Regions from separate parts of the Homo sapiens genome. Here all the other regions are linked to region 2. A link is a contact called in ENCODE Hi-C or POLR2A ChIA-PET data. All regions are on one chromosome and are shown on one strand. The core of a region is the stretch at or near the end of the contact, and the rest is flanking DNA. Distances in the headings are between cores, read along the strand shown. Region 1 holds the start of SAPCD2 (suppressor APC domain containing 2). Region 2 holds the start of NOTCH1 (notch receptor 1). Region 3 holds the start of RNF208 (ring finger protein 208). Region 4 holds the start of TUBB4B (tubulin beta 4B class IVb). Region 5 holds the start of CAMSAP1 (calmodulin regulated spectrin associated protein 1). Region 6 holds the start of DPP7 (dipeptidyl peptidase 7).

Evidence for each region. Hi-C counts contacts between places; a loop is a spot of excess contacts on that map. ChIA-PET counts read pairs that join two places held with the same protein, here RNA polymerase II (POLR2A). Pooled maps may share reads with other maps.
Region 1: a loop to region 2 is called in a map with no recorded cell type, with 8 times the contacts of the local background. The contact joins the promoter of SAPCD2 here to the promoter of NOTCH1 in region 2. A Hi-C loop is called at or near these places in 1 of 168 maps with a recorded cell type or tissue (CD8-positive, alpha-beta T cell), 7 of 37 single-sample maps with no recorded cell type and 9 of 50 pooled maps. POLR2A ChIA-PET finds 5 or more read pairs at or near these places in 3 of 52 experiments (activated B cell, activated CD4-positive, alpha-beta T cell and activated CD8-positive, alpha-beta memory T cell).
Region 3: a map of naive thymus-derived CD4-positive, alpha-beta T cell shows a loop between it and region 2 (7-fold over the local background). The contact joins the promoter of RNF208 here to the promoter of NOTCH1 in region 2. A Hi-C loop is called at or near these places in 1 of 168 maps with a recorded cell type or tissue (naive thymus-derived CD4-positive, alpha-beta T cell), 2 of 37 single-sample maps with no recorded cell type and 8 of 50 pooled maps. POLR2A ChIA-PET finds 5 or more read pairs at or near these places in 2 of 52 experiments (AG04449 and naive thymus-derived CD4-positive, alpha-beta T cell).
Region 4: a loop to region 2 is called in a pooled map, with 12 times the contacts of the local background. The contact joins the promoter of TUBB4B here to the promoter of NOTCH1 in region 2. A Hi-C loop is called at or near these places in 2 of 37 single-sample maps with no recorded cell type and 9 of 50 pooled maps. POLR2A ChIA-PET finds 5 or more read pairs at or near these places in 1 of 52 experiments (T-cell).
Region 5: a loop to region 2 is called in a map of naive thymus-derived CD4-positive, alpha-beta T cell, with 13 times the contacts of the local background. The contact joins the promoter of CAMSAP1 here to the promoter of NOTCH1 in region 2. A Hi-C loop is called at or near these places in 1 of 168 maps with a recorded cell type or tissue (naive thymus-derived CD4-positive, alpha-beta T cell), 4 of 37 single-sample maps with no recorded cell type and 11 of 50 pooled maps.
Region 6: a loop to region 2 is called in a pooled map, with 4 times the contacts of the local background. The contact joins the promoter of DPP7 here to the promoter of NOTCH1 in region 2. A Hi-C loop is called at or near these places in 4 of 50 pooled maps. POLR2A ChIA-PET finds 5 or more read pairs at or near these places in 2 of 52 experiments (activated B cell and activated T-cell).

What each region holds. Positions count from the first base shown.
Region 1 is chr9:137,067,832-137,071,933 of GRCh38, reverse strand. SAPCD2 (suppressor APC domain containing 2) reads left to right here and starts at 1,377. Exons shown (of 6, transcript NM_178448.4): 1 at 1,377-2,044. The coding sequence starts at 1,474. RefSeq lists enhancers at 236-1,215, 3,776-3,825, 3,178-4,102 and silencers at 1,320-1,729, 1,900-1,949, 2,000-2,049, 3,426-3,475.
Region 2 is chr9:136,544,354-136,548,978 of GRCh38, reverse strand. NOTCH1 (notch receptor 1) reads left to right here and starts at 2,931. Exons shown (of 34, transcript NM_017617.5): 1 at 2,931-3,253. The coding sequence starts at 3,193. MIR4674 (microRNA 4674) reads left to right here and starts at 2,720; the gene lies at 2,720-2,806. It overlaps NALT1 (NOTCH1 associated lncRNA in T cell acute lymphoblastic leukemia 1), which reads right to left and starts at 1,137. Exons shown (of 3, transcript NR_121577.1): 1 at 878-1,137. RefSeq lists enhancers at 1,163-2,074, 4,047-4,096 and silencers at 2,267-2,366, 2,707-3,266, 3,287-3,546, 3,767-3,816.
Region 3 is chr9:137,220,593-137,224,818 of GRCh38, reverse strand. RNF208 (ring finger protein 208) reads left to right here and starts at 2,579. Exons shown (of 2, transcript NM_031297.7): 1 at 2,579-2,830; 2 at 3,081-4,226. The coding sequence starts at 3,607. RefSeq lists silencers at 1,327-1,676, 1,987-2,036, 2,977-3,026.
Region 4 is chr9:137,238,509-137,243,013 of GRCh38, reverse strand. TUBB4B (tubulin beta 4B class IVb) reads right to left here and starts at 1,727. Exons shown (of 4, transcript NM_006088.6): 1 at 1,597-1,727; 2 at 1,185-1,293; 3 at 993-1,103; 4 at 1-518. The coding sequence starts at 1,653. RefSeq lists silencers at 1,323-1,552, 1,883-2,702.
Region 5 is chr9:135,905,956-135,910,379 of GRCh38, reverse strand. It overlaps CAMSAP1 (calmodulin regulated spectrin associated protein 1), which reads left to right and starts at 2,834. Exons shown (of 17, transcript NM_015447.4): 1 at 2,834-3,380. The coding sequence starts at 3,221. It overlaps CAMSAP1-DT (CAMSAP1 divergent transcript), which reads right to left and starts at 2,547. Exons shown (of 2, transcript XR_007061860.1): 1 at 1,461-2,547. RefSeq lists silencers at 2,266-2,945, 2,986-3,095, 3,176-3,245, 3,646-3,695 and an enhancer at 4,342-4,424.
Region 6 is chr9:137,111,866-137,116,071 of GRCh38, reverse strand. DPP7 (dipeptidyl peptidase 7) reads left to right here and starts at 1,339. Exons shown (of 13, transcript NM_013379.3): 1 at 1,339-1,425; 2 at 1,496-1,609; 3 at 1,690-1,829; 4 at 2,044-2,207; 5 at 2,576-2,711; 6 at 2,785-2,866; 7 at 2,953-3,119; 8 at 3,267-3,327; 9 at 3,842-3,960; 10 at 4,043-4,199. The coding sequence starts at 1,359. LOC124902314 (a long non-coding RNA gene) reads right to left here and starts at 1,273. Exons shown (of 2, transcript XR_007061874.1): 1 at 1-1,273. RefSeq lists silencers at 1,114-1,463, 1,494-1,643.

The DNA of each region.
Region 1 (4,102 bases), core at 128-2,627, 520 kb before region 2:
CTCCCAAATACCTGGGACCACAGGCATGCACCACCACGCCTGGCTAATTTTTTAAACTTTTTGTAGAAATAGGGTTGCCTTATGTTGCCCAGGCTGGTCTTGAACTCCCCAGCTCAAGTGATCCTCCCGCCTCGGCCTCGTGCTGGGTTTTTGAGCAGACCAGCCATTAAAGGGGAAGCTGGCTTACAGGACCAAGCTCTGATGGGCTGCTCCAGGCTCAGAGCTTCTTATGTCCTTCCAGCATTCCCTACGATGAAGGAGTCCCACTTAGAGTGAGTGACCCAGAAGAGAAGTGGACCCAGGATACTCCCTGGCCTGGGAAGATGCCTCTACAGCTTGAGACACAGGCACCAGTGGCTCAGGCCTGAGGACAGAGACCCAGGTAGGTATGCCAGCTGAGGCCTGCCCAGGAGGGAGGGTGGGAGACCCGCAGAGGGCCAAGGCAAGTCTCGGATTGGGGGCCTGTCTGGGGAGGGTGTTTGCACCCTGAACACCTCCCTGGAACCTAGAGGGTACTACTGGCCAGCCCTGAGATGGGCTCCCAGGGCTAGAACCCAGGCTAAGGCCTGGTCTCACCTCCCATGTGGACAGACCAAATGAAGACAGAGTGACCAGATCCCAGCTGGAAACACAGCAGAGGCAGGGGGACAGGGCTGCGGGAGCCAGGAGAGCAGCTGGAGGAGGTGTCCAGCCAGGGGAAGGAGGAGAGGAGAGCAAGAGGCAGAGGGAGCTGGTCACTAGATGGGGATCTGGGGACACAGGAGAAAGTGGCTTTGTTCTGCAGCAGGCAGGCCAGGCCAGACTGTCCCGAGGGACCAGAGGAGGAGCCAGCAGCAGTGGGGACAGAAAGGCCTCTGTGAGTGGGAAGCGCCCAGCTGGCTGGAGCCTACGATCCTCTTGGGGCCCTCCTGGTGGAAGAGAAGGGGGCCGCAGGGTCACCTGTGCTTGCGGCCAGGGAACTAGAGGGGAAAAGTGGGATCTTTGGAGGGGGTGCCCCCCCCCATTCTTACCCCACGAGGCTACCTGGAGACAGGTTTTTTTGTAGGGTGCCAGGCCCCGCCCCTTGGAGAGGTGGCCGGGGCAGCCAGCCACAGCTGGATCCGAGAAAGCGCCTGGCCGCGGCAGGAGGTTTGGTGGGGCTGGGGCGGGGCAGAAAGGAAGGTCTGCGAGGCCAGAGTGGAGCAGGAGCTGGGGGATCCGGTTCCGCCTGCCCAGGGCCTCCGCGCGCCTCCCAGGGCCACTCGGCAAGAAAAAAAAAAAAAAAATCAAACCTCCTCTCAGCCTATCAGAGAGCAGATGGGACGGGCTCGGCCAATGGCCGCGGCGCATGTTAATGAGGGCTGACGCCGCGAGGAGGGCCCCATTCAAAAGTAGTCGCTATTGTCGCCGTGGGCTGAGCTCGCCGGGCCGGCCCCTCCGTGGGGCCGCGCTGGGACGCACGCGGGTGGACGAGGGGACCGATCCCGGGCGCCCATGGCCGGGGCCGCCATGGCCGAGCGGGGCCGCGTGCCTCCCCCCGCACCCGCGCCCAGCACGGAGGGGCTGCCGCGCGCCTTCCTGCAGAGCCTGCGCACCCTGTTCGACATCCTGGACGACCGGCGGCGCGGCTGCGTGCACCTGCGCGAGATCGAGTCCCGCTGGCAGGGCACCGACGCGCGGGAGCTGCCCCGCGGGGTGCTGGAGGGCTTGCGCCAGGTGGCCCCGGCCAGCGGCTACCTGACCTTCGAGCGCTTCGTGGCCGGCCTGCGCACCTCCCTGCTGAGCGCCGACGGCGGCCCCCGGGACCCCACGCGCGCCCCGGCCCGGCCCGGGGATCAGCCGCCGCCGCCGCCGCAGCGCCTGGTGTTCGCTCCGGCCGACGAGCCGCGGACGGTCCTGGAGAGGAAGCCCCTGCCCCTGGGCGTGCGCGCCCCTCTGGCCGGTCCCAGCGCCGCCGCCCGCAGCCCGGAGCAGCTGTGCGCCCCGGCTGAGGCGGCGCCCTGCCCCGCGGAGCCCGAGCGGTCCCAGAGCGCGGCGCTGGAACCGAGCTCCAGCGCGGACGCAGGTGAGTTCCGGACGGCCCCCGGGCACCCTCGTAGCTCTCCCGGGCCCGGGCCAGAAACCGCAGTCCCACAGCTGCTGCCCGTGCATTTCCCACAAGGGACGGGACCGGGGAGCGGCTCTTCGTGGACTCCGGATCCTGGAGGGCGCCTCGGCGGGTCTGGAGGGAAAGGGCTTCATGCTTGTCGCGGTGAGCCCAGGGGCTTGCTTAGGGAGGCAAGCCAGACCCTCTCCTGCCACAGCATAAGGCCACCAGGGCCGGGGGGTGGCAGGTGACTCAGAAAACCCACCGGGAGCCCAACCTGTACCAAGCCTGAGCTTGGGCTCTCCATCTCCAATACCCTTTCCGCACCTGGGGACACCTGGGCCCTCAGCCTCCTGTCTGTGGCTGCTCAGGCAGAAGTGCTTCCTTCTCAAAGAAAGGGTCCCCCTTCTCAGTGTGACAGCTTAGCCAGGGGGGCTGGGCCCACTGACCCCACTGAGGCCTAGGCAGGCGGGGGCTGCTGCTGGTGGCCCAAGAGGACCTGGCCCTGTTGCCAAGATGGGCAGGGGCGTGGGTGGATCTCCTGCACCCCAGTGGGGCTGTACTATGGCAGATGCCATGGAGGGACATAGGCCGTAGTCCCTGGGGATGGCTGGCACACTCCTCTCCTGCCTTCCGGTCCAGTTGGCAGTGATGGGAGATTGCTGAATGGTCCCCTGTCTCCCCCAACCCAGTGCCTGCCTTGGGAACAGGACCTGTATTATGGCTGGGGTTGGGGGGCCAAGCTCCCAGAGGGGCCCCAGGCCCCACAGCCCATTCGGCCTGTGCACCCGTTCTGCCAGGGGAGGCCTGCCCACCGGTGGCTCCTGCCGGTCCCTGTGCTGCCTGCTGCTCTGCCACCCTCCCTGTACTGCTCCCCCACCTCAGCCATATTCTCCAGCCCTACAGCTGGTGTTTGGAGCCACGGCGGCCCTGGCCTCCCTGGTGATCTGATCCAGCAGCCACACCAGGCTGGGGGACCCCTAGTTCTATGGTGAGGGAACCTTCAGAGGGTATCTGGCTCCAAATGCAGGGTCAGCGTCATCCATGTGGCCATGCAGTTTGAAATCAGCCATGGGATTGCACGCTGTGGCCGGGCCTGGGGTTTGGAGGCCTAAGCCTGTGGTCCACCCCTGCTCTGCTCTGATGCCCCATGCGGCACTGGCTCACGTACCACATCTCCCTGAAGGCCACATGGCTAGGGCTGTAGCTGTCACCCTCTCACAGGCAAACGGAGGGCCAGACAAATGGCGTGACATATTTGATTGACACAGCTGGCTTTTGGGGTGTCAAATCTGGAGCTCTGAGGTCACCCCAACTCCCAGAAAGCCTGCCAACACACACAGCCTTCCAAGCCCCCAGCCCAGATGTTCAGGGCCTCTTTCCTTGTTCCCACCTGGGACTGCGTGTTTGCTCCAGGCTGGCTGTGGCCCTGGAGGTGTGGCCTGCTGGCTCAGGGCCCTGGAGGGGCAGAGCCACCACCCCCACCTAGAGGCCATCTAGCTCATCACCCAGCACGCTGCTATCTGGGGACCCAGGAGCTGCTCTATGGACTCAACTGTACAGACCGGGCCCAGGTGTCCTGGGACTTCCTCTATGGCCTCCCTCTGTCTGTACCCTCTCTGCTCCCACCTCCTGAAGGGCTGTGTGCTCTTCCACTGTCTTGCCCCAGAGCTGCCAGCCGCTCAGCACCGCAGGCTGGAGTGCGAATTCGGGCCTGCCTGGAGCCAGGCTCTCTGCCGTGCCTACCTGGGCCCAATTCTTGCATCACTCCCTGACTCCTGTGGCCAGGTGCCAGGGGCATGGCCTCTAAGGATGTGCCTGGTGCTGGGGCTACAGCTGGAGGCCGAAGGAGGATGCCTTCCTCCACACCTGTACCCACTTCTGTAGCCTGGGGAGGTGCACCTACTCCCTCACCAGGAAGCTGGGCCGGAGTGGCACCAACGCGATACTCTTGGCTGCCCCCAGGGGGAGCCCTCAAACAAACTTCAGAGCAGGGGTCTGTGAGCACCAGGACGTGCCTGACTTGTCAGTTGGGTG
Region 2 (4,625 bases), core at 1,682-4,181:
GCTTTCAACACAGGCACCCCTCAAATACACCCACCCACCAGGTCACTGCTGACCCCCCTCTACTCGGACCACATCTCTCTGGGGCCGGAGCCGGCCCTGGGGTGTTTTAAGGTCACCTGGGTCTCCATGAGCTCCGTCGCTGTCCCCGTGTGCTCACCAGCTGTGCTTACCTCTCCACGCACTTAGGGGTGTGCTCTGCTCTCGAAAGTCCCCACAGCAGCCGCAAAGGAGGGGCCTGGTTGGGCCAATGTCAGCAGGGCCTCCTTAGCTCACCCTGACAATGGTACCCCCATTTCTCTGGCAGCAAACAAGGGGGAACTGACCCAGTTCAGTCTCCTGGGGTGCAACGCCTAAGCCACTCTCCCCTCAGCACCCGCAGGGGGCCTCTGAAGAAGAGAGGGCTGCAGGACACGTCTGCCTCTCCCCTCCGCAAACCAGGCTCTGCGGCCCCATCTCATCTGCTTCCAGGCTCCCTGGCCAGCTTGGGAACAGCCCCATTCATTCGGGGTACCCCTGGAACCTTGCCCCAGCTCCCACCACAAGTTGGGACAGGAAGCCCAAAGTGACTCCTACAGGGGAGGCCTGGCGGCACTGCACCCCAATTCAGCTTCTTGGGGTCCTAGCCCCCACCCTCCCATTGGGTTTCTGGAGTGGCTGGGGTGCCCTGCACACAACCTGCTCTTGTTTCTCTTTAGTCCCCGCAATGCCCGCTGCCCAGGGCTGCCTCCCGACCTGTAGGAGAAGGTCTCCAGGCCCTAGGCCAGCAGATGTACTCCTGTTGTGTCAGGACCCCAGCCTCCCCCGACTGCCCACACCCGCTGGCCTGACAAAGAGGAATGGGGAGCCCGGACAACTTGTGAATGAAAAAGCTTCTCACCTACTTGCCAGGGGCCTACCCCCTTCCCAGGCTGGTGGGGAGGTGAGGCCCATCCCCCTCATCCCTGGCTTCTCCTCGGCCACAGCTGTCCATGGGGTACTCCCGGCTGTGGGTGGTGCAGGGGTTGGGAGCTGGGAGGCCGAGGCCTGTGCTTCCCTCGGGCCTGTGCACCCGGCCGCACCATCCGTAACGCGGGCTTATGAGCGTGCCTGGCTGCTGGGTGGCCTGACGGGTGGACACCGAATGGGCCACTCTCTTCTCTGCTGGTAGAGGATGGAGGCCCAAGGTGGAGGTGCTGTCGGCACAGCTGGGGCAGACCAGGGGAGACCCCCTATCCAGGGATCCCCTCCTCCCCTCCCAGGCCGCCCCTCCGCAAAATGCTGAGGACTGGCCCCCGGGCCTGGGCTACATGGGCCATTACTTCTGGCCTGGGGCCCACAGGCAGAGATGCCAATGGAGGCACACAGGCAGTCGCACCCGCACCCGATCAGCACCAGGCCTGAGGCCTTCGGGCCTCCCTATGCCCCACCCCACCCCCACCCACCAGGAGCAGAGGACGTCGTGGTGGGCAGAGTCCTCAGCCTGGGAGCTGCACAGCCCCGCGCTTCCTTCTATGGAAAATCTGCTCCTCCAGGCTGCCTGGCTGCTGTTACATAAACATCTCTGCTGCCTCCAGGCGCCTCCTCTCCTGGGGCGCTGACCCCAAGATGTTACCCCAGGCCTGCAGAAGTGAGGCCAGATTCTGGGAGGACGCAGGCGAGGGAGGCTCCCAGCAGCAGCTACAGGGGCGGGACAGGCCGCCTGCACTGGCTGTTTCCAGAGTGCTCAGCATTTGGCAAGAGGTGTGCCAGGAAAGGCTTGCTGGGGTCAGGTGTGAGATTTGTCCTGCTTTCTGTGCCTGCCTCTGCCACCATGCTCTGGGGTTTCTGCAGCCCTCCCCCCAGGCCCCCACAGTCCTAGGTCCCTCCCAGCCTTTCGGTCTCCCCGCAGGGCAGGCTTAGCCCTCCTACTCCAGGAGGGGCGCCGGGACACGCGCCTTCTGCCATCGCACTCACCACCCTGTGTTGGGGTGGGGAGGGGGCGCTGTCTGTCCCTGGCACGAGGCCGTGAACTTTGCGCAGGGACTATGGCAGGCATTTTGGACTCCTGGCGCTTAACCAGGCTTGGCACAGGGTGCCCGTGCCTGGCATCGTGGTGGAGAAATAAATCAGCCGGAAGGAGCACGTGGGAAGGGCTGCGCCGGCGCCAGCGGCAGATCCGCCCGACCCGTTTGTGCTTTCTGGGGCCACCTTAGGCAGGCGGCGCCCGGGCAGGAGGAGGACGGTGACCGAGGAGCGTGTCGACGCGGGTCCCCCTTGGGGGAGCGGGGCACAATCCGTCCGCGAGGCACTGGTCCCGGCTGCTCCCTCGGGGCGCCCGGAGTCCCCTGCCCAGAGGCCGCGGCGCCCCCATCCCTCGCGGTCAAGTGCTCGGGCAATCACGGCCAGGGATGTCTGGCGGCGATCGATCCTCTGGACGCCTAAAGCCGCGGCCACGGGGCCCTCGGGAGGGAGTGAAGCCGCTGGGCTAGGGGCGCACACACGGCTAGGCCACTCTCCCAGAGCCCTGCCCCGGGCCCGGGGTCCCCCAACGTGGCCTCAGCTGCTCCCCGCCCGGCCCAGCGCACGGTGCACACGGCTGTCCGCGGCCTCGCCCTCCCCATTCCGCCCCGGGCTCCTCCGCTTATTCACATGCAAATTTCAGTCGCCAGTTGTCGCCGAGCGCGGCAACCGCCAGAGCCGGATCCTTCCGCAGCCCCGGCTCAAACTTTTGGCCTCTGAAAACTTTCAAACGAGAAGTAGTCCCAGGCGCCCGCTCCCGACCCACGCCGCGCCGCCGGGTCCCTCCTCCCCGGAGAGGCTGGGCTCGGGACGCGCGGCTCAGCTCGGGGAGGCGCAAAGGCGGACGGGGCGTGCGGGAGGAGGTGGCCGCGGAGGGGGCGGGGGGACCGGCGGGGGTGGGGCCGGGCGGGGCGGGGCCGGCGGGGGCGGAGCGCACCTCGACTCTGAGCCTCACTAGTGCCTCGGCCGCGGGAGGGAGCGCAAGGGCGCGGGGCGCGGGGCGCGGGCGCGGGCGCGAGCGCAGCGAAGGAACGAGCCGGGCGCGGAGCCGGGCCCGGGGGCCTGCGAGAGCACAGCGCCGCCAGCCAGCCGGGGAAGAGAGGGCGGGACCGTCCGCCGCCGCCCCGGGACCGTACGCCGCGCGTGTGCGTCCCAGCCCCGCCGGCCAGCGCAGGAGGCCGCCGCCCGGGCGCAGAGGGCAGCCGGTGGGGAGGCATGCCGCCGCTCCTGGCGCCCCTGCTCTGCCTGGCGCTGCTGCCCGCGCTCGCCGCACGAGGTAGGCGCCCACCCACCCGCGAGCCCCCACTTTCCGCGCCCTTTGGAAACTTTGGCGGCGCCCGGCGCGCGCGCCCCACGGCTGGGAGCGGGCGGCGGGGAGGCCAGCATGGAGAGGGAAAAGCGGGCGGCCCGGGGCGTGGGGTTCTGGAGTCCCGGGATCAGGGAGGACCGACCTTCCCCCTCGATCCCCCCGTGGAGGCGGACTCGCGCCGCCCGTGCCTGGAGCCGAGTTAGGAGGCCGGTGTGGGGTGCTGGGGCCCCGGAGGCCCTACTCCGGGCCCGCCCTTCACCCGCCGCGCGTGGGGCTTGCCGCCGGTCGGCCGGGCGGGCGGGCTGCCTACTATTTTTCGATTTGAATAGAGTCGGTTTTGGTTTCCTGTTGCTTCTCCGGGCCATTTATCTTCTTTCTTCTTCGCCTCTGGCCCACGCCGGGGCGGATGTTGGGGCGCGGAGTGTGGGCTCTGCGGCGCCGCGTTCGCCTTCACTGACCCGCGCGGCCGGGCTGGGTCCCCGGGCTCCCGGTCGCCCCGCCCGCCGGTGCCCCCCAGCCCGGCTCTCAGTTTGGGGGAGGGGTTGCGTAAGAAGCCGCCGCGCCCGGGGGGACTGAACTTTCCTTTTGCTTTGCGGAGTTGAAGTTTGGAAAGCTTGGGGGCGGAGAGCGGGACGCGGGTGGGGGGCTCTTACATTTCTCCCCGCCGCACAGCGAGCGGGGTCTCTGGGGAATCGAGTGATTAATCCACTCTTTCTCCGAGAGTTGGAGGCGAGAATTATCTGTCCTCTTCCAGAAAGTGCGGCTCTGTGTCACACCCCCCTCCCCCGTTTCTCAGCCCCGGTAAGATGGGGAGGGAGGGGCTTGAGTAATTGATCCCTTCTCGAGATGGGGTCGAATTCCTTCCGAATGGGGGACCTTCATCCCCCTCCTGTGGGTGTATGGGGGCTGCCCTGGAGATGCGCGCCCGCGGAGGCAGGTATTGGGTGTCGGCGGAGGCGGGGCCGCGTCCCCAGGGTGCTGTCCCGGTGCCCCTGGAGGCGGCCCCGACTCCACAATGGGCCGCTCTGATTCTGAGGCGGAGGCCGGCGCTTTGTTGGCGGGCGGGGTAGCGGGCGAGCAGCTGTCGCATTTTCCCACGGGCGGGAGCTGAGTGTGGCCACCCCCCCTCCCCCCGTCCAGCTCTGCCCCCTTGCAGAACGGGTTTGAACAGAGGCAATCTCGGCGGCTGGATGGGGGGCCCTGCCCTGCCAGACTCCTCAGTGAGCCTCCAGGGTGGGGGGCAACGCTTTGGAGAGTAGCCCACTTTGTCTCTGCTTTTCCCCCACTGCGTCCAGGCGGCACATCAGGCCACCCCACCCTGCTTCAAGCAGGACGTGTT
Region 3 (4,226 bases), core at 1,330-3,829, 680 kb before region 2:
GCCCCGGCGAGGCAGGGCTTCTAAGCCTCTGAGCCTCTTCTTAGCAGAGACCAAGATGCTTGAGAGCCATTGGCTCTTGGAGGCTTTCTGCTTCTTTTCTGAGATGGAGTCTTGCTCTGTTGCCCAGGCTGGAGTGCAGCTGCGCGATCTCGGCTCACTGCAACCTCTGCCTCCCGGGTTCAAGCGATTCTCCTGCTTCAGCCTCCCGAGTAGCTGGGATTACAGGCAACCACCACCACGCCTGGCTAATTTTTTGTATTTTTAGTAGAAACAGGGTTTCACCATGTTGGCCAGACTGGTCTCCAACTCCTGACCTCAGGTGATCCGCCTGCCTTGGCCTCCCAAAATGCTGGGATTACAGGCGTGAGCCACCGCGCCCGGCCGATTTTTGAGACAGGGTCTCACTCTGCCATCCAGGCTGGGGTGCAGTGGCATGATCTGGCTCACTGCGGCCTCAACCTCCTGGGCTCTAGTGATCCTCCCACCTCAGCCTCTTGAGTAGCTGGAAGGACTACAGGTGCACCACCACGCCGGCTAATTCTTTATAGAGATGTAGGTCTCACTATGTTGCCTAGGCTCATCTCAAACTCCTGGACTGAAGTGATCCGCCTGCCTCCACCTCCCAAAGTGCTGGATTCCAGGCGTGAGCCAGCGTGCCCAGTGGCTTTTCTGCTTTTTTCACTGATAAAAAATGTTTGATTTGCACGTTTTGTCACAGGTCTTATCTTACAATCAGTGACACGGGCTTTAGACACTACTGACATTTTTAGCTCATTTCTCAAACTGCAGTTACCCTCTGGCTGGCGGGCGTGGGGGCCACACGCGCCCCCCCAGCGTCCCCACCTTGGGCCCCCCGCCTCCAGCCGAACCCAGGCTCCATCTGCACCGGCGCAGGCAGGGGTGCAGCGGGCACTGGCGAGTGCCGCGGGGACGACCCACGGCAGTGGGGCCCTTGGGGCCCAGGGGAGCACCAGGAAGGGCGGGTTCCAGTCAGACGTGGCCTGTGTAGGGCCAGTCAGACCGGTCGGGACATGAGTTCAGGCAACCCGGCCCCGATTTGGGGAGAACTGGGTGCTCCTGGGGACCCAAAACTTGAGAGGCCGGCGACGGAAGTCCACTGCGCAGGCGCCGGAAGTCCCGCCCACCTCCCTGCCTGCCACTTGAGTGGCGCCTATGGCGCATGCGCAAACAAGGCAGGAACCGGCCGTGGAAATATTATTGCCCAGAAGCCCACGCGCTCCGGGGTTTCCCGAAAGACCCGGTTCGGATGTGACCAATACTCGGCTTGGGGTTCTCCAGCTCTGAATGGCGGGTCTGAAAAGGCCTGGCCTGGGGGGCGGGGCCTCGTGGCGGGGGCGGGATCTCATCCCCTACGGGGTGGGGTCTCGCTGAGGGGGCGGGGCCTGCGGCCTGGTGCTTCCTCGGGCGCACGCCGGGTCGGTGAGCAGAGTCTGCGGCGGAGCTGGGCTCCCGGCCCTCCCCAGGCCCAGGCTGCCTCAGTTGCCCCACCATCTTGCCAGGGCCCCGTAAGGACCCCTCCAGCAGCGCCCCTGTCACCCGCACACCTCTCCCTATTGCTCTTCTGAGTGACACTCGCCCGAGGCCCCACAGAGGGGCCAAGCCAGACCCTATGCGCAGGGCTGCTCCTCCAGCCTGTTTTGCCCACGCGAGCTCCCGCACCAGCGGCACCGTCCCCTCTGGGCTCAGCACTCTGCAGGCCCTGGGGCTCTGCCTAGAGCAGGTGCGGTCTGGCCAGTCCAGCGGAGAGAGGAGCTGAAGGAGGCCAGGATGTCCAGGGCCAGGTGCGGGGCCAGAGCTGGTCACAGCGTGGCAGCGGAGGCCCTCGAAGCCCTGGTCCCCTGCCTCACGGTGACCAGCAAGCCCGAGGGCTCCACAGGCAGAAGGCGGACCCAGGAGGGCAGGGAAGCCCCGGGTGAGGAAGCGGAGAGGCCCGGGCCTGCGCGCTGGAGTGCCAGGGGCCACCCTGTCCGGGCAGGTGCGGTCCTCAGGGCCGCCTCCACCCCGCACTGGGCTGCCAGCCTGTCCTTCGCGCACTCCCACCGGACCCGTCCGTCCACCGGCCTCGGCCTTCTGATCCGCTCCGCCCGCCCCGCTCTTGCCCCTTAGAGTCACAGCGATCTATCTGAGCTACGGCACCGGGCACAGGCGGAGCTGGAGGACTCGGGGCCTTCCCATGGGGCGGGGGGCCGGGGACGGGGGAAGGCACCGGTGGGCCCTGGAACCAGCTCCCCTGGGATCCTCCGCGCAGGTCCCCTCCCTCTCACTCCAGAGTCCTGAGGCCTCCTACTGTGAGGGAGGAGAACAGCCGGATTCTCCTCCTGAATCTGGGGGGGCGGGGGCTTGACCAGGACCCAGGATCAGCCTGGAGAGAACTGGGGGCGACGCGGGGGTCCTGCCCCCCACGCAGTCCGCGGGCGAGAGCGACGCCGGGAGCGGACCGAGGGGCGGCCGGGAGGCTGGCCCCGCCCCGCGGACCCCGCGCGGGTCCCCAGACGGGGGGTGGCGCTGCGGGCGCGGGCGGGCGCCGCGCGCACTGCGGTCCCCGCGCCTCCGCCGCAGAGCGCGCCACGCTCCGCACGCACCTGCCGCCGTCGCCGCCGTGCCGAAACCCGCGCCCCGCGCCCCACGCCCGCGCCCGCGCCCCTCGGTGCCGCCCGGGCCCCGCCATCGCCTGAGGTCGCTGCGGCCGCCGCCGGAGCCGCCGGAGCCCCCCGAGCTGCCGGGCCGAGGCGCGGGCGCCGCGTCCGGGCCTGCCTTTGAGACAACCTCTGCGGCGGCGGCGCGCGGCCGGGACGCCAGGCTGGGGCAGGTGAGCGCAGGGGGCGGGGGCCGGGGGCGGACTCAGCGCCCCTCCCCACGCGACGGGGGTCGGCCCTCGGGAAGGTGCGTCTGGCCTTGGAGGCGGGGACCGGGGAGGGGGTTGGGTTCTGAGGCCCGCGGAGGTCGGGATCCCACGGCTGAGGTCAGGGTCAGAGGTCGGGCGCCCGGTCCTTTGTGCAGGGCGAGGGCTAGGGTGGGGGTGGCCGGGGCACTGCCCTCATGCCGTCTCTCACCTGCAGCTCAGGCCTGGCCCAGGCCTCGCCTCTGCTCCTGCCGCGGAGCCTGCCGCCCCGGTCCTCCTGCAGCCAGCGCTTCGGCTAGCTGCCTTCCCTGGGCGCCCTGTCCTGGAGCCATGGGGCCCACCCAGCCCCTGCCTGCCCCGATGTCCCGGCCCGCGGCCTGCTGACCTCGGCTGCAGGGGGAGCCCCCCCCGCGCCCCCTCGCCAGCCTCAGCAGCCAGAGACCCTGGGTGAGACCCTGGGCCAGACCCCCAGCCCAGGGCAGCCTCCCACCCCTCCCTGCCCCCGCCTGCCTCCCCCTCCCCCACCCCTTCCTCCTCCTCCCAGGACTGGACCAGAGAAGCCACTGTGGCCACTGGGGGGGGCCCTGCACCCCCAACTCTCGCCGGCTGTCCCTAGGAGTCCACGGGCCGTCCGGGGCCCCCCCCAGGCCTGGCGGGACCAGGATGCTGCCCTGTCACCTGCCCCCCAGCCCCACACAACGCCCCCACCCACCCGAACATCCAGTCTGACTGGAGACAGCCGGATGCCCTCTGACCCCGGGCCCGAGGCGGGCAGTGGCTGGCCGGGCCTCCTCATGTCCTGCCTGAAGGGTCCCCATGTCATCCTCAAGATGGAGGCCATGAAGATTGTCCACCCTGAAAAGTTCCCTGAGCTACCGGCTGCCCCCTGCTTCCCGCCTGCTCCCCGGCCCACCCCAACTCTGGCACCCAAGCGTGCCTGGCCCTCAGACACAGAGATCATTGTCAACCAGGCCTGTGGGGGGGACATGCCTGCCTTGGAAGGGGCACCCCATACCCCGCCACTGCCACGGCGGCCCCGTAAGGGAAGCTCGGAGCTGGGCTTTCCCCGCGTGGCCCCAGAGGATGAGGTCATTGTGAATCAGTACGTGATTCGGCCTGGCCCCTCGGCCTCGGCGGCTTCTTCGGCGGCGGCAGGCGAGCCCCTGGAGTGCCCCACCTGTGGGCACTCCTACAATGTCACCCAGCGGAGGCCCCGCGTGCTGTCCTGCCTGCACTCTGTGTGTGAGCAGTGCCTGCAGATTCTCTACGAGTCCTGCCCCAAGTACAAGTTCATCTCCTGCCCCACCTGCCGCCGTGAGACTGTGCTCTTCACCGACTACGGCCTGGCCGCGCTGGCTGTCAA
Region 4 (4,505 bases), core at 478-2,977, 700 kb before region 2:
GAAGTGCAGCCGGGGAAACGGGACCATGTTCACAGCCAGCTTCCGCAGGTCAGCATTGAGCTGGCCTGGGAAGCGCAGGCAGGTGGTGACCCCACTCATGGTAGCAGACACCAGGTGGTTCAGGTCACCATAGGTGGGCGTGGTCAGCTTTAGGGTTCTGAAGCAAATGTCGTAGAGAGCTTCGTTATCAATGCAGTAGGTCTCGTCTGTGTTTTCTACGAGCTGGTGGACTGAGAGGGTGGCGTTGTAGGGCTCCACCACTGTGTCTGACACTTTGGGCGAAGGCACCACACTAAACGTGTTCATGATCCTGTCTGGGTACTCCTCCCGGATCTTGCTGATGAGGAGGGTACCCATCCCAGACCCAGTCCCCCCACCCAGGGAGTGGGTCAGCTGGAAACCCTGCAGGCAGTCACAGCTCTCAGCCTCCTTTCTCACAACATCCAGCACCGAGTCCACCAGCTCCGCGCCTTCTGTGTAGTGCCCCTTGGCCCAGTTGTTCCCAGCACCACTCTGACCTGTGAGAGAACACAGCTAATCATTTGTCAGCCAGGTAGACAGCACTACTGGTCACCGCCATGCGAAAAAAGCCGAGTGACATGGTGTGAGCTGACCACAGAATTCACCCTGGAGGTAGAGCAAACGGACCCTTCAAAGCCAAAAGACGGCAGCCTGCCCTGCTACGAATTAAGTCAGGGGCCAAACCTGACAGCTTAACAAACCCCTCCCCGGGGGGGCCACTGCCAATTCCCAAGGACAGAGGAACAGCCACTGCCCCAGCTCAGCTCCCTGCAGGGAGATTACGTGTGTGGCGGCTCCTCGCCTCGGCAGACAGCTGGACCTTGCTCCCAAAGCCGATTTAGTAGAGGGGATTGAGTGGCTCAGAGAAGAGGAGGGCGTCCAGGGGCCCCGGCTGCGCAGTTCCCACGGCGGTGCCCTTGGAGCAGCCCCTTGACCTTTGAGCCGCCGCCCAGTCCCCAGCCACGGCTCACCGAAAACGAAGTTGTCCGGCCGGAAGATCTGCCCGAAGGGCCCCGAGCGCACGGAGTCCATGGTGCCGGGCTCCAGATCCACGAGCACGGCGCGGGGCACGTACTTGCCGCCTGCGGGGACGGGAGGGCGTCAGCCAAGGCAGGGGCCGCGGGGTCCCCGGAGGGCGGTCGGGGAAGGGGCCGGGGCCTCACCGGTGGCCTCATTGTAGTACACGTTGATGCGTTCCAGCTGCAGGTCGCTGTCCCCGTGGTAGGTGCCCGTGGGGTCGATGCCGTGCTCATCGCTGATCACCTCCCAAAACTACAAGGGACGCGGGCGGGCCCGGGCGGGCCGGGGCTGAGTCACCGCGGCCGGTGCGCAGGGAGGCAGCCCCGCCCCGGACGGGCGCGGCAGCCCGGCCCTCCCCGCCCCTCCCCCGCCCCGCGCGCCCTGGCCGCCGGGTTCCTGGGGGCTTCGGTCGCCCGGCTCGGCCAATTCCCCGCGGAGGGGGCCCGGCGGCCGCAATGCGGGGGCGCCGCCCGGCCGCTGCTGCCGCCATCTTCCCCGGCCGCCCGCCCACACCGCCCGGCAGGCCCGCCTGGCCCCAGCGCCCCGGCAACTTACCTTGGCGCCGATTTGGTTGCCGCACTGCCCGGCCTGCAAGTGCACGATTTCCCTCATGATGGCGGCGGCGGCGGCGGGGAAGCAGGAGGAAGTAGACAAACAGCAGCAGAAGAGCGGGCGCGCAGAGTGCTACAACCGACGCTCCGCCAACGCTTATATACCCTCCCTGCCCGCCTCCGCTAGTCTCGGAATGGGCTGCCAGAACGAGGCTGGCAAGCTCCCTCGTTTGATTGGCCTTGCCCCCGTCAATCAAGCTGCCTAAGGTCCGCCTTTTTAAGCCAGTTTGGTCTTTATTGGTCAGCCGCAGCCTCCTATCTCCCTATCACAATCCCCCTCCTGGCGCCGCAGTGCTCCGTCCATTGGGTGTTTCAAATGATTGATTTGCCGTCTCATTGGCTGGCTGCCGGGAGCACGCCGCCAGGCTGGCGCTATTGGCTGCGCTGCTTCAGCGTCCTGGTAACCGCCGCAGTGCCGCGGCCGGCGCGCGGACGGGGTGGGGCGCAGGCGCGAGTGCGGGCTTCCGGTCGGGCGGCGGGCAGCTGCGCTGGGGGCGCCGAGGGAGGGCGGGCCCGACGGGCCTCGGGCAAGCGCAGTCTTGGCTCTGAGCCCGGGGCCTTTCGGGAGCCGGGAAGGGCAGGCTCGGTGGCGGCCCCACGTCCAGAGTTGCGCCCTCTCTGGCCTTGCGCCGGGACACGGCATCTGCGCGCTGGGCGGGTTCTGGAGCGGGGTCCGCACGGAGCGAGCCCGGGGCCTCCAGGCCGAGGAGGCTGCGATGCCTTAAAGGCAGGAAGATACACGGGCTCGGGGGCTGCGGCGGTGGAGGGGAGCTCTCCACAGAGCCGCAGAGGCCACGGAGTTTCCTGCTCCCGGGTGCCGCACGCCCACTGCCCTCGCGGTCGCGTGAGGGGAGCACGTGGGGGACGCCGCGCCCCGAGGGCCGGGGCGGAGGGCAGGGGAGGGGAGCGGAGGGGCGAGGCCTCCCCCGCAGCTGCGCGCCCTGCCCTGTTGTGGAGACGGCGCTGGCTCTGCGCCGGTCGCCTTGGTGCCTCGGCCCCGTGAGTGCGCGAGCTCCGTGGAGACCAGGACAGCGCCCAGACCTCCCTCGGCGGGTGGGCCCCGACCTCCGGGCTCCAGGGCCGGTATTCCAACCACAGGTCAGCGCGCTGGGGCTGAAACATACTTCTGTTAATGCTTTTCCTAATTTATGACTTGATTTTTACTTGGGTGGGAAAAGAAACTTAAAATGAATTACATGTGGTTGCGCCTGTTTAAAAACAAACGGGCTGTATTTTTGCAGCATTTTTATTTTACTTAATTTATTATTCTGAGACAGAGTCTCGCTCTGTCTCCCGGGCTGGAGTGCAGTGGCGCGATCTTGGCTCCCCGCCCCCCCCCAGGTTCAAGCGATTCTTCTGCCTCAGCCTCCCCAGTAGGTGGGACTGCAGGCACCCACCACCACGCCGCTAATTTTTGTATTTTTGGTAGAAATGGGATTTCACCATGTTGGCCAAGCTGGTCTGAAACTCCTGACCTCAAGTGATCCGCCCGCCTCGGCCTCCCCAAGTGCTCGGATTTACGGGAATGAGCCGCCGTGCCTTCTACATTTTTGTAGCTTTTTTCTTTTTTTTTTGAGATGGAGTTTTGCTCTTGTCGCCTAGGCTGGAGTGCAGTGGCGCAATCTCAGCTCGCTGCAACCTCTGCCTCCCCGGTTCAAGCAATTCGCCTGCCTCACCTTCCCAAGTAGCTGGAACTACAGGTGTGCACCACCACGCCTGGCTATTTTTTTTTTTTTTTTTTTTTGAGACAGAGTCTGGCTCCGTCGCTCAGGCTGGAGTGCAGTGGCATGATCTCGGCTCACTGCAACCTCCATCTCCCGGGTTCAAGCGATTCTCCTGCCTCAGCCTCCCGAGTAGCTGGGATTACAGGCGCCCGCCACCACGCCCGGCTAATTTCTGTATTTTTAATAGAGATGGGGTTTCACCATCTTGGCCAGGCTGGTCTGGAACTGACCTTGTGATTCATTCGCCTCGGCCTCCCAAAGTGCTGGGATTACAGGCATGAGCCACTGCACCTGGCTGTATTTTTGTAGCATTTTAAATAAATTACACCATCAGGTCGGCCCTGACAGTCTCCTGTGCTCTGGCCACTGGGCATCTGTCTCCCAATTGGAGGCTGTTGGAAACAACATCTGCTTATTTATTTCTCTCTTCCTGGAGGGACTGCACCTCTGTCTTCACCACATAATGCGCGATACCAGAACTCGGGACACGCAGCACCGGAGCATGCGCGGGGATCAGCATTGTCCTTCTGGGGCGAGGGCCTGCAGCTGTGCTCACTCCTCGGGGGTCTGTTGCCAGTTTGCCATCCTGTCCAGGAGGGTGGCCTCCCCCACAGATCAGCCCAGGAAGGCGGGCCTGGCTTCCAGTGACCACTGTGACACAGGCCTTGACCCTCAGAGGGACTGGGGTCCTGCAGCGGCCTGAGGGGTGCACAGGTTGCTGCCAGCCATCCCAGGTTTCTCCTAGTGCCCAGGGCATCCTGGGGTCCTGCAGAGTAGCTCAGCTGTCCAGGCAGTAGTCAGGGACATGTTGGAGTCTCATAACATTGAGTTGTCACAAAGGGGAGAAGGAGAAGCTCTGTTTTTTTCCTCAGTGAACTGTGCAGAGCCCAACTGAGGCTGCTCTTTGAGGTGTGTGGCATTCCTGCACCTTGTCAGAGTCTCCCAACCCCTCTCCAGTAAAGGCCCCTGCTTCCTGTGACCAGTGCCCACAGGGCTGGGAGGTCAGTGTGCCACCCGTTTCACAGGTGTCACCTGCCCAGGTGAGAGCCCCAGAGCTCGCCATGGCACCAGCTTGCCTACTTTGCCCTTGCATTGCCCTGGTGAGGTGGACACTGGCTGGGGACAAGAC
Region 5 (4,424 bases), core at 1,585-4,084, 640 kb after region 2:
AAAACCAGACACAGACACCACAAGAAAACTTCAGACCAGTATCTATGATGAATATGGATAAAAAAAATCACTCAACAAAATTGTATTAAACTGAATCCAGGAAGACAGATACTCCATGACCAACTGGAATTTATCTGAACGCAGGGGATAAGTGTCTTTTCAATATCTGAAAGTCAATTAATGTAACACACCACATTACTAGAACAAGGAAAAAAACCCATGATCATCATCTCAATGGATGTGGAAAAATCATTTAACCAAATCTGACACGTTTTCATGATAAACACACTCAACAAACTAGAAATAGAAGATACTTCCTCGGCTGGGCGTGGTAGCTCACGCCTATAATCCCAGCATTTTGGGAGGCCCAGGGGGGTGGATTACTGGAGGTCAGGAGTTCAAGACCAGCCTGGCCAACATGGTAAAACCCCATCTCTACTAAAAATACAAAACTAGCTGGGCGTGGCGGCCTGTGCCTGCAATCCCAGCTACTCAGGAGGCTGAGGCAGGAAAATCGCTTGAACCTGGGAGGCAGAGGTTGCAGTGAGCCAAGATCCAGCCACTGTACTCCAGCCTGGGTGACAGAGTGAGACACTATCTCAAACAAACAAAAAATAGGTTTTATCAGGTTGAGGAAGTACCCTTTTTTTTAATGATTTTTAGACAGTTTCCCTTTTTTAGCTGGGATTACAGGCACCGGCCACCAACCTCAGCTAACTTTTTGTATTTTTAGTAGAGATGGGATTTCTCCATGTTGGCCAGGCTGGTCTCAAACTCTGGACCCCACGTGATCCGCCCGCCTCGACCTCCCAAAGGGTTGGGATTACAGGCGTGAGCCACTGTGCCCAGCCTGATAAAACCTATTTTTTAAGCACCCACAGCTATCATCATACCCAAAGGTGAAAGACTGGATGCCTCCTCCCTGAAATCAGGAGCAAGACAAGGATGTCCACTCTTGCTGCTTCTAGTCAATATTGTACTGGAGCTTCTAGATAGGGCAGCTAGGCAAGGAGAAGAAATAAAAGGCATCCAGATTAGAAAGGAAGAGATAAACTGATCTCTATTCACAAATGACACGCTTTTGTATAAAATCCCAAGGAATCCACTAAAACACTAGAACAACTAATAAATGCCACTAAAAGACAAGAAGAACTAATAAATGGGTTTAGCAAGGTTGCAGGATAAAAGATCAGTACACAAAAAGCCCTTAGAGTCACACTTGACCTTTCCGGGTCACACTCCACATCCCATATAACAGTAGATGGCCTCCTGCCTCCTCCTCAGCCCTTCCTAGTCTGTTCTTCACCCAGGAGTCAGAATGACCCTTTTAAAGGGTTAGTCATATCCTTCCGTGTGCTCAGTCTTCCGAAGGCTGCCCATTTCCTGCAGAGAAGGGGCCACAGTTCTGACTGTGCAGGACCTGTCTGCATCCCTCCATGTCCCCACCTCCCATTTCCTACCAGTCCTTCCAGCTCCTGCGTTCTCGACTTAGTGGCCTCTACTGTGTTTCTTACACTCCAGGCTCTCGTGTCTCAGAGGCTCTGTCTGCCGTGCTCCTTGCTCAAGACAGTACTTCTGCAGATATCCTTACCCTCGACGCCCACGTCCCGCCGGTCTTTGCTCAAATAAGTGCCCTCCTCCTATGGCTTTCCTTGACCGCTCTGCCCTGTCCACCTCGTGTTCTTTTCAGACGGCTGACTCAAGAAAAAATAGACAATCTCAACAGACCTATAACAAGTGAAGAGACTCAATTAGTAACCAAAAAACTATGAATCAAATAAGTCATCAAAAAAGCCCAGGCCCAAATGGCTTCAAGGTTGAATTGAAGCCTGCACGTGGGTTGGTATGTGAATGACGGACTGCCTGGGTCCTCTGGGCACCTGGCATTTCATACATGTTCCGCCTCTGGCACGGGGTGTCTCGACCAGGTACAGACAGGCTGGGAGCCCCGCGCCGGGCGCCCGCTCCCTGGAAGCTCGACCTCTCCCTGCCGTCAAGGCGCCGGTGGGCGGCACGTGGGCCGGCTCTCCCGGGGGCAGTTCTCTATTTCGCTGGTGAGGTTCTCAGACCAAATCCTCGGAATGCAAACTCTCACGGCGTTCCCGTAATTCTCAGCCCAGCGCGGGCCCCGACGCAGGCTCCAGGGGAACGAAGTCAGCGTCCCTTCCGGGGGATGCGCCGGCGGGGCCGCACCTGTTTCTGCCTCAGGGGTCCAAACGCCCACCTTCCCTGCACCGGGACGGGGGTCTGGAGACTGGCACGTCCACCTGGTGCCCGTCTGCTGGGCTGTCGCCTGCCGAGGTCGCCGCCGGCCACACCCACGAGGTCCCCAGGGCGCCGGCGGCGAGACCTCGGCCGGCCAGGGGGCCGGGCTGTGGCTGAGGTGGGACGAGCCAGGGCCGGGGAGGAGACACGGCGCTAAAAGAGGGCAGCTGCGGGCTCGGCAGGATCCCCGCCGCCGACCCACTCCACCCACCCCGCGCCGCCCACTCCCCGCTGCCTACGCCGCGCTCCACACCGCGGGCCTTAGAGCCTGAGGAAAGCAACGGGGCAGGCGCGGACCAGGGCGGGTCCTACTGCGCCTGCGGAAGCGGGCGGGGAGGGGCGGGTCGACGCTCACTGCGCCTGCGGAAAGGGGCGGGGCAGGCACAGGCCTGCGGGTGCCACCTACTGCGCCTGCGGAAAGGGGCGGGGCGGGCGCGGGCTGGCGGGCGGTGCCTACTGCGCCTGCGGAAAGGGGCGGGGCAGGCGCGAGAAGGGAGCGGAGCTGGGGGCGGGGTCGAGGGCGGGGTGGCGGGCGGTGCCTACTGCGCCTGTGCGAGGCCCCGGCGGTGAGCGCGCTCCCGCTCCTTGGCCACCGCCTCAGCCGCTGTCGCCGCCGCCGCCGCTCACCCGGGACCGCGCACGCGCTGCCACCGCCCCCGGCCCGCTCCCGCCCCCGCGCCCGCCCCCGCCCCCGGCCCGCGCCCTCCTGCCGCCGCCTCTTTGGGCCGCGGGCTCGGCACCTCCTCCGCTCGGGCTCAGCGCCCGCAGCATGCAGCAGCCGCGGGGGCGGCGACGGCGGCGGCTGTGAGGTGAGGCGGGGGCCGCGCTCGGGCGCCCCTCCCGGCTGGCCGGCTGCGGGGCCGAGTGGTGGCTCGGGGCGCACCGGGCCCGGCGCGGCGAGGGGCGGCGGCGCCTTTGTTGCGGCCGGGCCGCCGCCTCAGCCCTTTGTCTGCAGATGGTGGACGCGAGCGGCCGCGCCGCCGCCGAGGGCTGGAGGAAGATGGAGGCCCCGCCGGACGGCGCCGCCGACCTCGTGCCCCTGGACCGCTACGACGCGGCGCGCGCCAAGATCGCCGCCAACCTGCAGTGGATCTGCGCCAAGGCCTACGGCCGAGGTGGGCCGGGTGAGGGGCGCGGGGCGGGGGCCAGGGGCGCGGGCCGGGGCCGGGGGACGCGGCCGGGGTCCGGCCGGGTCGGGGTCCGCGCGCCGCGCCTTTGTGCCGCGTCCGCACAGGGTCGGGGCTGGGCCGGCCGCCTCCGAGGTCCTGGCGGCGCCCGGGCAACGCGGAGCGTGGGGACGCGGTCACCTGGCGAGTGGGCGTCCCTGCGGCGGAGGGCGGCGTGGGTCGGGGCTTCCGCTCCTATTTCGGGAGTGCCCCCAGCCTCCCGTTGGCGGCGGCGGCGGCGGGAAGGAGCTGCCCGGTTCTGGGCGCAGGGAGGGACCATGGGGACGCGGGGCCGCCGTCTGAGGCGCCGCTTCCCGGCGCGCCGGGCATCGTCCAGTGCTGGACCTGTGATTCCGAGCCTTGCACTTGTTATGAATTTTGATGCTTACAAGCTGTCAGCTGTTGAATTCCCCAACTAGAAATTGCGTATTCCGCGCATTGTGCTTAATCATAATGATCCCCTTTGGTTAATTCCTGTTTGGAAGAACTAGGTAACCTTGTTACTCAGTCCAGTTTGTTAGGCCCTAATGTGCTTAGTGGATTAAGACGCTTCTGTTTCGTGCCCTGGGAACAGGACAGACCTAGTGATTCTCGTCAGTGGCTGACTTCTTTATTAATTTCAGGTGCTTTGTTTCAGGTACAATTAAAGGTTAATATTTCTGCAATCCTCTTTTCATTTGAAGCATTCTTAAAATATTTGCCTTTATTCTGGTGAAAAATTACCCTTTTTAGAGTAAGACTAAAGGAGACAGCCCTTCCAGAGAAGAGTTCAGTTGACCAGTTTGGAAAACGCTGAGTAGGCGTTGCCCTGTTTGACAGTGGCCTGTGCCCCAGCTAGACTCGAGTTAGTCATAAGGACAAACGCGTTTTGTAAGTTTTAGGGATTAAATAACTCGCCTTATTTCAAACTGGTTTTTGTACTGTGTAAGTAGTAATTGGGAAAGAGTTTTTCCTTTGACAGTTTTCAGTTTTACAGTTCTTGTTTACTGGCTC
Region 6 (4,206 bases), core at 90-2,589, 570 kb before region 2:
GTGTGCTTGGGGAGCTGGCCAGCTCTCGGCCTAGCTGGCGTCTCCAGAGCTGCGGTCCTGGGTGAGGGTTGCTGGTGGAGTTCTGGCCACCTAAGGCACCCGAGGGAGCCAAAGGAGCAGAGGTGTGGGGTGGGGGACGCCGTGGGGTACCTCCACATCCAAGGAGGTCTGCTGTTTGTCCTCACCCCCGTCCTGCGGGGGCCCCGGCAGGCAGCCCCAGGAACTGCGTAGGGATGGGACAGGGCCCAGATGTGAGGGCCGTGGTGGGGACGGTGTGTGGCCCTGGATGACCTCGTGTTGCAGTGTGACGTGATGGTCACTGCCACCATGCTGAGGGCCCCAGCCACCAGTCACCCACCATGGGGGGTGCCTCTGTGTGAGGCACGGGAGGGCCATGGCGTGAGGGGCTGTGGAAGTGGCCGGTCTTCTCCGCTCAGCCCCACACAGGATGGGCAGGGCAGGGTCATGCTGGCCGAGGGTAGTCTTGGGAGAAGGACAGGGTAACTCTCTGTAGCTGAGCCCCTGCTGCCCCTGCACCTGTTCTGGGCCTGGCTAGCGGCCCATGTACATCCCCAGCAGGACTCCACGTAGCTAGTCTGGCACCCACCACTACGGCCCCCTCACCCACTCCCTGAACTGGACGCTGGGGAAAGGTGACTTCTTCCATCCTCTGGGTGCTCCCCAGGGAGGAGGCCCCAGCTCCCAGCAGAGGCCTCTGGTCCCCCCTTGTCCCTGCAGGGCTGTGTGGGCACACTGGGTGCCAGTCGGAAGGGCAGGTGGCGATTCCCAGCTCTTGGGAGCTACCCGGCCACATCCCGGCCCTGCCCAGACGCTCCAGGGGCACCCCACACTCCTGCCCGCTGCGAGGCCCCGCCCCGCCAAGCCCAGCCCGTTATCGCTTGGACAAACCCTGGGTTGCTTTCTTCGGGGGGCCAGCACTCTGTTTGGGACCCTCTCCCTCCCGCCCTTAGGGCAGCAGAACGGCCCCCACTCTCCCGGCCCTGCCTTGGAGTGGGGCACCTGCCAGGAGCAAGTGCTGGGGAGGCTTGGCGGGCGCAGCAGGGACTCGCCCTAGCGCAGCTCCGGATGGGGCCGCGGTAGGAGGACGAGCCAGTGGGGCGGGAGGCCGCGGAGATGGCCCGGGGGCCCTCTGCTTCCCCGCGCCGTGCCCGGGAAGGACCCCTGGGCAGCGGCCGCGGGGCGCGGGGTGTTGGGGGGCACAGCCCCGGCGCGGCGCTGAAGCAGCGACGGTCTCCGTGGGGACCGCGGGCGCCCGAAACACGTGGGGCCTGGAGGGAGGAGCGCGCCCTGGCGGCCCCGTGACCCCGCCCACGTGACGGGCGCCCGCGGAAGGCGACATGGGCTCCGCTCCCTGGGCCCCGGTCCTGCTGCTGGCGCTCGGGCTGCGCGGCCTCCAGGCGGGGGGTGAGTGGCGGCGCCCCCCGGCCCATTCCCCGGTCCCGGCCCCGCCTCTGAGGTTCGCGTCCCCCCACAGCCCGCAGGGCCCCGGACCCCGGCTTCCAGGAGCGCTTCTTCCAGCAGCGTCTGGACCACTTCAACTTCGAGCGCTTCGGCAACAAGACCTTCCCTCAGCGCTTCCTGGTGTCGGGTGAGACCCCGGCCCCGGCCCGGCCGCCCCCGCCGTCCCGCCGCCCCCCGGCACCCTCGCCTCATCCGCCCTCCCCACAGACAGGTTCTGGGTCCGGGGCGAGGGGCCCATCTTCTTCTACACTGGGAACGAGGGCGACGTGTGGGCCTTCGCCAACAACTCGGCCTTCGTCGCGGAGCTGGCGGCCGAGCGGGGGGCTCTACTGGTCTTCGCGGAGCACGTGGGTGCCGGGCGGGGTCGCGGGCGGGGTCGCGGGGCACGTGGGTGCCGGGCGGGGTCGCGGGCGGGGGTCGCGGGGCACGCGGGTGCCGGGCGGGGTCGCGGGCGGGGGTCGCGGGGCACGCGGGTGCCGGGCGGGGTCGCGGGCGGGGGTCGCGGGGCACGCGGGTGCCGGGCGGGGTCGCGGGGCCGGGCTCAATGGCACGTTCCCCCAGCGCTACTACGGGAAGTCGCTGCCGTTCGGTGCGCAGTCCACGCAGCGCGGGCACACGGAGCTGCTGACGGTGGAGCAGGCCCTGGCCGACTTCGCAGAGCTGCTCCGCGCGCTACGACGCGACCTCGGGGCCCAGGATGCCCCCGCCATCGCCTTCGGTGGAAGGTGGGCGCCTCCCCCGGCCTCCGCACCCCCTCCCTCCCCTGCCCCGACCCAGCGCCCCCAGCCCTTCTCCCCACTCCCCTCTGACTCCCACCGCTGCCTTTTCGTAAGGCCTCAGGCAGTGGTTCCAGGCTTAGTGTTGCCTCCCCCAGGAAGCCCTCCCACCTGTCCTCCCAGCCACCTGCTCAGCTTGGATGTGCGGCCACACTAGCGGCCTTTCCCAGTGAGAGCTGCACCCGCACCTGGCCCAGGGTTGGAATTTGTGGGTCTCAGAAGTGTCGTCCTCCTTGTGGCACCTGTGGGCCCCTGAGGAGGAAAAGAGGAAATGGGGTGTTGGGGGCAGCAGCCCTAACCCTGTGTCCCTCACCCAGTTATGGGGGGATGCTCAGTGCCTACCTGAGGATGAAGTATCCCCACCTGGTGGCGGGGGCGCTGGCGGCCAGCGCGCCCGTTCTAGCTGTGGCAGGCCTCGGCGACTCCAACCAGTTCTTCCGGGACGTCACGGCGGTGAGTGAGGCTTGGGGTCCTCCAGGCCCCCTAAGGGACAGCAGCTGCAGTCAGCACGGTCTCTTTCCCCCAGGACTTTGAGGGCCAGAGTCCCAAATGCACCCAGGGTGTGCGGGAAGCGTTCCGACAGATCAAGGACTTGTTCCTACAGGGAGGTGAGGTCCTCCCACCGCCTCCCACTGCCTGACCCGCCCCAGCGCCAGCTATGCCCAAACTTCAAGTCTCTGCCCCTTCCACGCAGCCTACGACACGGTCCGCTGGGAGTTCGGCACCTGCCAGCCGCTGTCAGACGAGAAGGACCTGACCCAGCTCTTCATGTTCGCCCGGAATGCCTTCACCGTGCTGGCCATGATGGACTACCCCTACCCCACTGACTTCCTGGGTCCCCTCCCTGCCAACCCCGTCAAGGTGAGGCGCCGCCTCCCAGGGCGCAGGGAGAGGCCGGCTGGAGTGTCCCGAGGCTGGTGGTCAGCGGCCTGACCCTCATCCTGGGAGCCAGGGAGGCGGAGCTGGTGGAGGGGACCCCGCTGAGTCGCCGCTGCCCCTGCACTCCAGGTGGGCTGTGATCGGCTGCTGAGTGAGGCCCAGAGGATCACGGGGCTGCGAGCACTGGCAGGTGCCCTTCCCCCGGCCCCAGATGGGCAAGTGTGGAGACCCCAGGCTTGGCTTGGGTCCTGGGGCCGGGTGGGGCGAGGATCCGCAGCCCGGCCAGGGGCTTTGCCTCCTGCCCCAGGGCTGTGGTGGGGTGGACAGCACGACCTTCCCAGAAACCCTGGGGGAGGCAGGGGCCGTCCCTGGGGACCCTCTCAGCACTGGCTGTAGCCAGGCCCAGCTTGGTGGGTGCTGCCCAAGGGGCCCCTGGGGTCCCCAGCATGGAGGGCAACAGAGGGCAGCAGGCCCCACCCTGCCCCGTGGAGAGCGGGGGGGCCCTCAACAGTCAGGCCCGGGGCTGGCAGCACAGACACCGCCGACCTCCAAGCAGGTAGCCTGGAGGGCCTTCCTCACTGGGACCTACAGATCCCAGAGCCCCAGATCCCCTGCAGGACCATTCCGAGGGGGGACAGGTTGGTGGCCGGAGCCCGCGGTGTGTCTGTGTGTGGCCGCTGGGCCCCAGCGCCTCTCCTCCCCAGGGCTGGTCTACAACGCCTCGGGCTCCGAGCACTGCTACGACATCTACCGGCTCTACCACAGCTGTGCTGACCCCACTGGCTGCGGCACCGGCCCCGACGCCAGGGCCTGGGACTACCAGGTGTGGGGGTGTGGGTGGCCTGGAACCACTCGGGGGCAAGGGTGGGCGTGGGCTGGCCTGACTCAGGCTGGGGCACCTGCAGGCCTGCACCGAGATCAACCTGACCTTCGCCAGCAACAATGTGACCGATATGTTCCCGGACCTGCCCTTCACTGACGAGCTCCGCCAGCGGTACTGCCTGGACACCTGGGGCGTGTGGCCCCGGCCCGACTGGCTGCTGACCAGCTTCTGGGGGGGTGGTAAGGC